Linked DNA regions of Homo sapiens: all the other regions are linked to region 2. Evidence: chromatin contacts called from ENCODE Hi-C or POLR2A ChIA-PET data. All regions are on one chromosome and are shown on one strand. Each heading gives the region's core, a stretch centred on a gene start or an enhancer-like site at or near the end of the contact. The rest is flanking DNA. Distances are from core to core; before and after follow the strand shown. Region 1 holds the start of C11orf65 (chromosome 11 open reading frame 65). Region 2 holds the start of RDX (radixin). Region 3 overlaps LOC100132078 (a long non-coding RNA gene).

The links. A loop is a pair of places that touch in the nucleus more often than their neighbours do. ChIA-PET counts read pairs that join two places held with the same protein, here RNA polymerase II (POLR2A). Pooled maps may share reads with other maps.
Region 1: a pooled map shows a loop between it and region 2 (10-fold over the local background). The contact joins the promoter of C11orf65 here to the promoter of RDX in region 2. A Hi-C loop is called at or near these places in 5 of 50 pooled maps. POLR2A ChIA-PET finds 5 or more read pairs at or near these places in 2 of 52 experiments (A673 and activated naive CD4-positive, alpha-beta T cell).
Region 3: a loop to region 2 is called in a map with no recorded cell type, with 4 times the contacts of the local background. The contact joins the enhancer-like site here to the promoter of RDX in region 2. A Hi-C loop is called at or near these places in 3 of 37 single-sample maps with no recorded cell type and 4 of 50 pooled maps.

What each region holds. Positions count from the first base shown.
Region 1 is chr11:108,466,244-108,468,943 of GRCh38, forward strand. C11orf65 (chromosome 11 open reading frame 65) reads right to left here and starts at 1,286. Exons shown (of 9, transcript NM_152587.5): 1 at 1,228-1,286. RefSeq lists enhancers at 505-1,357, 1,298-1,442 and a cis regulatory region at 1,370.
Region 2 is chr11:110,295,320-110,298,019 of GRCh38, forward strand. It overlaps RDX (radixin), which reads right to left and starts at 1,295. Exons shown (of 14, transcript NM_002906.4): 1 at 1,148-1,295. RefSeq lists an enhancer at 392-1,264 and silencers at 478-537, 668-767, 778-827, 878-1,677.
Region 3 is chr11:111,412,847-111,415,546 of GRCh38, forward strand. It overlaps LOC100132078 (a long non-coding RNA gene), which reads right to left. Exons shown (of 4, transcript NR_046085.1): 3 at 1,992-2,135; 4 at 1,396-1,894. It also overlaps a transcript of BTG4 not described here. Among named protein-coding and RNA genes, the nearest start is that of POU2AF1, 35 kb to the left of the region's middle. RefSeq lists an enhancer at 1,426-1,765. Within about 2 kb of position 1,271, at least 4 of the 41 ENCODE cell types and tissues checked have a DNase peak (open chromatin) inside an H3K27ac peak, as active enhancers do.

The sequences.
Region 1 (2,700 bases), core at 36-2,535, 1.8 Mb before region 2:
CATTGTGAAAACCCTTCATAAGTTTTAAGATACTAAAATGTACTACCAGGCCGGGTCTGGTGGCTCAGGCCTGTAATCCTAACATTTTGGGAGGCCAAGGTGGGCAGATCACCTTAAGTCAGGGGTTTGAGACCAGCCTGGCCAATATGGTGAAACCCTGTCTCTAGTAAAAATACAAAAATAAACTGGGTGTGGTGGCGCACACTTGCAGTCACAGCTACTCGGAAGGCTGAGGCAGGAGAATAACTTGAACCCAGGAGGCAGAGGTTGCAGTGAACTGAGATCACGCCACTGCACTCAGCCTGGGCAACACAGCGAGATGCCTTCTCAAAAACAAACAACAACAAAAAACTAACCAAATAAAATGTACTATCAAACAACTGCTCAGGCAATGAAGTATTTTACTACACCCATGTGCCACTTGTAGATTCACAGATAAGTATTTTCCAAGCTTATTATATCCCTAATCAATAAAATTTTTTATCATAATAGATGATGTTTTCACTTATTTATTTTTACGCTTCGTGGAAAAAAGCCCACAAGACGTGTTTGGATTCTTGGTTTCACTTTTAAAGCAGCAAACAATCTTTACTTTGCTTGAATTGGAACCTGTATACGTCCTATTTTGTTTCCTCTACTAAATTTATTGAATAAACAAATGATTCGCGTGGCCTTTATAAGTTTCGTAATTTCGCTTTTCCTTTTTACCTGTGGTCCTTGATGCTAGGGGCAGGAGAAGAAAAACTAACCTATTCTTTAAAAACGCGTTTCCCTTTTCCATCTCTAAAAAAACTGAAAAGACGTAAAACAAATGGGAGGGGGCAAAGGAAAGAAATGAGGAAAAATCTAAGGAAGATTAATGTGTACTTCCCGGTCAGCGGGAAGGTGGACGGAGTAATATCTTTGCGGAGGATTGGGGTGTGGGGATCTGTGAAGGCGCAGTATGAGCAGTAAGGACTTGTCAACCAGCCCGACGCAACTTCACCGAGGGCGAGGAAAGGAGCTCTGAGGAAGGGGTTACTCCCGGGCAGGACTGTAAACCAGCTGGAGGCCTCGCTGGGAGGGCTTTAGAGGAATGAAACGTCCTTAAGAGGGGCGGATGGGGAATGGTATCAAGGGTATGGGTTCTTTAGGGCCTTGAAACAACGAAGGCTCAAACCAGTGGGCACAAAGGCTACCGGAACAGTAGTACGCGCTGAGAGAAGGGACACTATTCCCTTCACCTACCAATCGCTGCTGGCCCGGGCGCCGCTGGACTCCTAGGTAACGTCGCAGGCGGAAATGACGTAACTCAATCCGTTCTGTCCCGCCCCATTGCCCTCCTAGCCCCGCCTTCTAGGCCCCGCCTTTCCTCTATTCGCGCTCTGACAAAGTGCAGGGGATATAGACCAACCGCTTGTGAAGGCTGCTGGTTCTGTTAGAAGCCCGCTTTCGATTGTCAGTGGCTTTGAGGCAAAGGATTTTGGAAGGGAAAGCAAAGTGATTGTCTACGAAGTTGGGCTTAGTATATAATAAAGCCCAGTCATTTCAACCAAGAACCTTAAAGATGTTGAGAAATATAATGAAATATTTTCTATTAATTTTTGTAAAATTTTTCTTGAGATAGGGTCTCAATCTGTGGCCGAGGCTGGAGTGCAGTGGCGCGATCTCGGCTCACTGCAGCCTGGAACTCCCCTGGCTCAGGTGATTCTCCCACGTCAGCCTCCCGAGTAGCTGGGACCGTAGGAGTGCACCACCACGCCAGGCTCATTTTTCTATTTTTATTAATAGTGGCGACAGGGTTTCTCCATGTTGTCCAGGCTGGTCTTGAACTCCTGGGCTCCAGCGATCCCCCCCTACCCCATCTCCCGCCTTGGCCTCCCAAAGTGCTAGGATTACAGGCGTGAACCACCGCGCCCGGCCTATTTAATTAGTTTAATTTATTCATTTGAAAATGAGACAACTGATCCTTCTAGCTATTTGACAGGTCTTGCTCAAGGTCAAAGAATACGTGACTTGCAGTCCAATGTTATTTCTAAATGTAAGCTCTTCAGCTGGTTAAGCTAAACTGCTTTAAGTGAAAACAGACGACCTCTTGAATGAGTTTTCAAATGACCTTAAATAATGCAAGCACTGCTTATCTAAAGCAAGTCTGACTTGCTTGAATTCTGAGTCTGACACTTTGGCAGTGCTTTAGTTGGTCACAGATTATTGCAATGTGAAAAAATCTTGTTCAGAACTGCCCAGTTTTGCTATGTTCGTCCTATGTTCATGCATGGAATATAATTTGTTTGTAAGGAAGATAAACTTTTAAGGAGGGAAAAGAAACACCTGAAGAGAAATTTCCCTGTATAATGAAAACATTTGTACAGAAAAAATTCTTGGTAGGTTAATTCAGTGACTCACTGAACTTCCAGAGTTCTTTAAAATCATCACAATCATAAGCAAGGGGTGAGCTTCAGTTCCTCTTTATGTAGTTGCCTTGATGCATTAATACACAGTAGTTATGAACAATAAACTGTAAAAATATAGTCATGGAAACATTATGTATATCTTAATTTTCAATCTAATAGAAACTGGGTTAAAAAATTTAAATTCAGGCCAGGTGTGGTGGCTCACACCTGTAATCCCAGCACTTTGGGAGGCTGAGGTGGGCGGATCACTTGAGGTCAGGAGTTCAAGACCAGCCTGGACAACATGGTGAAACCCCCTCTCTACTAA
Region 2 (2,700 bases), core at 45-2,544:
AAAAAAAAGAAGTATGCTCCTTAAACAATAGATTACAATGTCTATGTCAAAGTACTCGTTTATCAAATAAACCCTTATTATCTTAGACTTTTATATTTACATCCTGCCAGTCTTAGTGCCACAAGAATGCCATCGAGTTCCTCAGCAACGTGTCTTCCACCAAAATCTCAAATGTATTTTAAAATATATTTTTATGAAGTTGACTTTTAACACATTTCCAACCTAGTAACTACTCTTTAAGGAAAAAAAAAAACCACCAAATATTGGGAATGTCTGAAGAAACATGACATCTGTCTAGGAAGTGATGTAGTCTGTTTAAACTGAAAAAAAAAAAAAAACAAAAATGCACTGCCCCCTTTCAAAGTTAGTCCGGGAATTGAGTTTAGAATCCTTTAAAGGAAAAGAGGGATATCATGTACTGAACTTGTCTGGTGGGGTCTGAGACACTAAAACTGAGCGGCCTCAAGGGCCCGAGAAAGTTACAGGGCTCCGAGAGCTGCAACAGCAGCAGGTAGAGCTGCGGCCGGGAACCGCGGCCCTGGCCTGGCGGGTGCGAGCGGCGGGAGCGACTGGCGCCCCAAAGCCTGTCATGCAACATCCCCTTTGCCACTGGGGCGGAACGCACGCTCTCTAGTAATTTAACACCCCTCCTTTCAAACTGGAGGCCGGGGAACAAGTTCTAATAAATGTAAAATCGAATTCTACCTACGCTGAATATCTGGATTTTCAAACAACCCTTGGGACCATGCCAGCCCGGGCCCGGGGCCCAGTCCAGGCAGCGGGAGCCCACCGTCCCCAGGGCGCTGGGGGTCCGACACCGGCGCTGAAGGCAGACTCCGCGCCCCGAGGAAAGGAGAATCCCGCGGCGGCGAAGGTCGACTTTGGCCCGGCCAGGCACGTTCGGGCCGCGGCTCAGCCACGACTCGGGCAGGGCCTCGCGGCCCCTACCAGCCCCGGGAGGAGCCTGGCCGGCCGGGCCGTTACCACAGTGGCGCCTCGGCCAGCTGGGCGCGAGCGGAGGCGCGCCAAGCCCTGGCGGCGGCGCCACGGCCGGGCAGCACGGGCCCCGCAACTTCGCGCCGCCACCTTAGCGTCTCCGGAGGAACCGGGAGCGGGGAGTGGGGGAAGGGAGGGCGCCGCGCCTTACCCGGAGAGCGGGCGGCTTCTGCCCGCCGGCGTGTGGCTGGGGCGCTGCGCGGCGGCGCGGCTGCGACAGGGAGGGAGAAGCGGTGGTGCGAGCGCTGGCCCGCGGGAGACGAGAGGCGCCGCCGCCACCGCAGACAGCTCCGCAATATGGCCGCTCGGCGCCTCCGCGGGAAAAGGCGGGGCTGCCCGGCGCCCCCCCGCCTCCCCCTGCCGGCCGGCCGTCCTCGCGCCGCGGACTGAGCGCCAACGCCGCCGCTGGGGGCCGCCCCCGCCCCGCCCCTCCCGCAGGCTCGCAGCCGCAGGCCTGGCTCCGGGCGTGGCCGGGGGTCGCGGTCTGGGGCCGGCCAACGCGAGGTGGGTGGCTGCGGGCTCGGGAGCGCCCAGGGAAATAGGGCGAATGCGCCGGAGGGTCGAGCCCTTCCAGAGAGCGCTGGGCTCCAGCTAAACCTGCGGTCGAGGGAAGCGGAGCCGCCCAGCCCAAAGCTCGGAGTGTGCCCGCCGCCTCCCCAACGAGTGGAAACTTGAAACTCCCGCTGGTGCCAGCAAACTCACTGAGGGCGTTGCCGTCGCCCCCAGAGGAGGAATTCTTCCCAGAGGGAGCCGGGGACCAAATGAAGCGTGAGACTTGGCTGTTAGGTTTGAAGATCCTGGACTGGGAAGGAGAAAAGGGCCTACCTGAGCGGAATTTAGATTTGCAACAAAGAACGTTTACATTATTTTGGCAGGTTTTAGCCAACTAGAAAAACTTAATTTTTCAGCGACAATTTTCAAACTTCACCAAAACCTCAATGGATAAGACCCCAAATCAGGAGTGCAAATTTTAATCCAAGCAAGGATGTGTGATAATTTTTTATTACCAACGACATGCTTTGGCAGTTGGAAGGAGTTGGTTAGCAAGAAAAAGTTGGAAGTAGGGCCCCAAAGAGCCGCCAAACCTACATAATTCTAGATTTAGAGAAAGTTAGGCATTCGATCTTAAGACTAAGTCTAGCCCACTCACTTTAGTTAGTGGCTGGGATGAGACAGGAAGCTCCTGACTTCTGGATCAGTCTTCTGTCATCTAATCCATGCTGAGTCCCCTCAGTATTGTCTGCTGGGATGATTCAGGGAGCAAAACTTGCTATGAGTATACAAACAGCAAGCGCACAAAATCAGATTCGCCTGGCTTGCCCTGTTTGCAATACTTTTTTTAGCTTATCTTTTGTGAACAAACTTTAGATTCAAATAACAAAACGCCTGAGTATACTTACTTTTATAGGACAAATAACTCCTATACTTCCTGCCTTAGCATTTACCTTAGGTGAGACAGTAGCTTTTCCAGGAAATATCTGCAAATCACTTTCACTAGCCTGCCTCTTCAGTGAGTTTCCACTATTGCCCTTTGAGACCTCTCCGAACAATTAAAAGCCCCCAAGAGACTCAAGGGTTAAACTCAAGGGCCTTTAGATAGCAAATTCCTCAAGGATGGGAACCAGGTGTGTGACTTGCGACCAAATAGGTTCTTGTGGTTCTTAGGGACCACCAAAAGATCACTCCTTACCTCTCCCTAGGGTG
Region 3 (2,700 bases), core at 21-2,520, 1.1 Mb after region 2:
GGAGAGAATGTTATAACTCAACACAAAACTTCATTGTAAGCTTCCTGGAAGCCCAGGGGAGAAGGAAAATGGGTTGGGCTTTATCCAAAGGTTACCTCAGGCAAATTTTAAGAGAGTCTTGTGACACTAGACCAGAAGCATTAAAGACGGGTGGTCGGTGTGAGCAATGCCACTCTAGAAGGCAGAGTCGGAGAGAAGTGCAGAGTCAGAGGCCACTGGGGTAAGTAGATTGAGGTGCCAAAAAGGCCAGCAACAGAGGTGGAGTGAGATAGAGACTAGAAGGAGGTGGAAAAGGTTCCAAACACAGAGAAGGCAAGAGTCAGCGTAAACCATCAATGCAGGGGAGGGTCAGCACTCGAGTGAGTCATGGAAATGCAGAATTCCGATCACAAAGTCCTTTTATACCTTGCTACTTAAAGTGTGGTCCTTGAACCAGCTCAGGAACTTACTAGAAATATAGAATTTCAGGCCCCATCCAGTTCCACTGAATCAGAATCCACATGTTTCACAAGCTCCTCAGGTGATCGGAATGCACACGCCGGTTTGAGAAGCACTGCTTTGGCATGGGCCTTGGTGAATGCCCACATAGCAGTAGACTCTGAACACACACCCAGTGCTGTGATAGGTGCCCTCACATTCATTATCTCCTGGGATCCTCATAACAATCATACAATAAAGATATCCTTTTTGTACTCATTTTACAGATGAGGAAATTGAGGCTTACAGTCATACCTAGTGAGAAACAGAGCTGAGACTTGCCCAAACCAATTACCTTCCATTCCATTCAATTCATTTCTATTGGCATTTCAGTTAGAATTTATCCTGGCCAAGGCAATAGCAGACAAGCTGCTGCTGGCATCATTCTGAAGGGTAGAAGCAGGGGACCTATATCAGAGTGTGTTACAGCAAGCAATGGAGGAAGGCTCAGCAGTAGGTTCTGATCGAAGAGAAGGGGACAGATGAGAGCAGGTAGGATGGATGTCTTCCAAGAAGGTACAACCAGAGCCTTCCGGGAACATGGCAAATTTGGCCCTGAATCCATCCAGAAAACAAGTCCTTCATATTACAACTGGCGTAGCTCCAGCCAGGCCACGCTGCCCTATCTAAGACCCTCCCCTTCCCGCCCCCACCTCAGCTAGCTGCAGTGGTGTGTTACCCTTCTGACTGTTCCGTTCATTCAGCGAAATGTCAGTGTAGGAGCAAACTGAGAGTGAATGTGTCTTTCATTTGCCAATTAGTCATGTACCACCTAACTGCTCATGTGTGTGATTTGAGCACGTGTGTTACATGTTACTTAATTTTTCCTTTATTGGTGATTGGTTTAATGAAGTTGCACATGGGCCAGGATGGTCTTGTATCTAATTGGCTTCCACAGAGTACAAGGTGGACACAGAGTGCATGTTTAATAGATTTTTAATGATGGATCACCTCTTCTAGAGAACAAAACCAGAGCCCTCAGTCCCTCAATGCCCCACCAGGGAGAGCGGTCCAGGTGGAGGAGATGAGTCCTGAGAGCTGAGTGGGTCCACCTACATGGGTTGGCCTGATGGTCCCTTCCTCGCCCAGTTGAACCCTCCTATCAGGGCTCAGGGAATCCCTGACACGCCTCTCCCCTCCTCTTTCATCTTCATGGGAAACAGAAACCACCAAATGTGGGTGTGTTGTGTGAAGACACTAGATGGTGTTCTCGTCCGGGCAGCTGTTTTGCTGTGTTGTTTTCCTGCCCCTTCCTGAGAAGATAAGATCTGGACAGGCTTATGATTCTCTCCCACAGACCCTCAAAGGCAACAAGCAAGCCAAGTTCATTTCTCAGGCACCTTCTCAGAAGCACACCCCACATCAGTATGTTTAATGAGATCCGGGTCACTTGAAAGCAGCAGCGAAAGCAGCTTCCCTAAAACACAGGGCAAGATCAGTGCCTCCTCTGAGCTTCCCTTTCTTCTCCCAAGATCCCCAGGCAAAACTGATTTGCATGGGCAGCCAACTTGTACCTCCTAGAAGGAAACTTGAAGCCTGAAGTCGCTGGAGATACCAACACCTTCCCCAGCTGTAGGGGGGTCGGGGGAGATGAGCACTTAACAGAAAACAAAATTTGCAGGTCTTTGGGGAGGCTGGGGAGAGGGAAGAAGACTGCTCTGGAAAACACAGAAGGAGAATAAAAGACAGAAACAGTTAAAAAGAATAAATGACTATGAGCACAAACTCTGCTACCTGGCTTCAAAATGGGATTGCAGTTGCAAGATGGCCCCAAGATATGAACTAACTCCTCTGGGACCCAGATCGAAGCCCAGGTGGCAACTGCACCTGCCTCACCCAGTGCAGAACACAGAATTAGTCCTGCTCTGCAAAGCCCTGTTATTGGCTTACTGTTACCAGTGACCCCCGCCTCCCCTGCAACCCAAAAGGACGGAAACCTAATTTTGATCACTTTTCCCTCCTCCAAAGCTGCTTCTCCTTCATTCCTCTACAGACCCCCTTATATTGTAAACTGGCAGCTGATAATACCATTCACTTTCAAACCAATGTTTACTGAGAAGTCAGAGGAAGTGAATATAAAAGATAGGGCTTGCAAAGACAGAGGGCAAAAGAATTGGAGATTTCTTCTTCTATTTGAAAGCATCATGCCCTCCTGACCTAGGTCCCAGAGACCAGGCTAGAGAGAGAAAGAGAGACACTGAGGTTCCTGGTGTATCTCCTGAT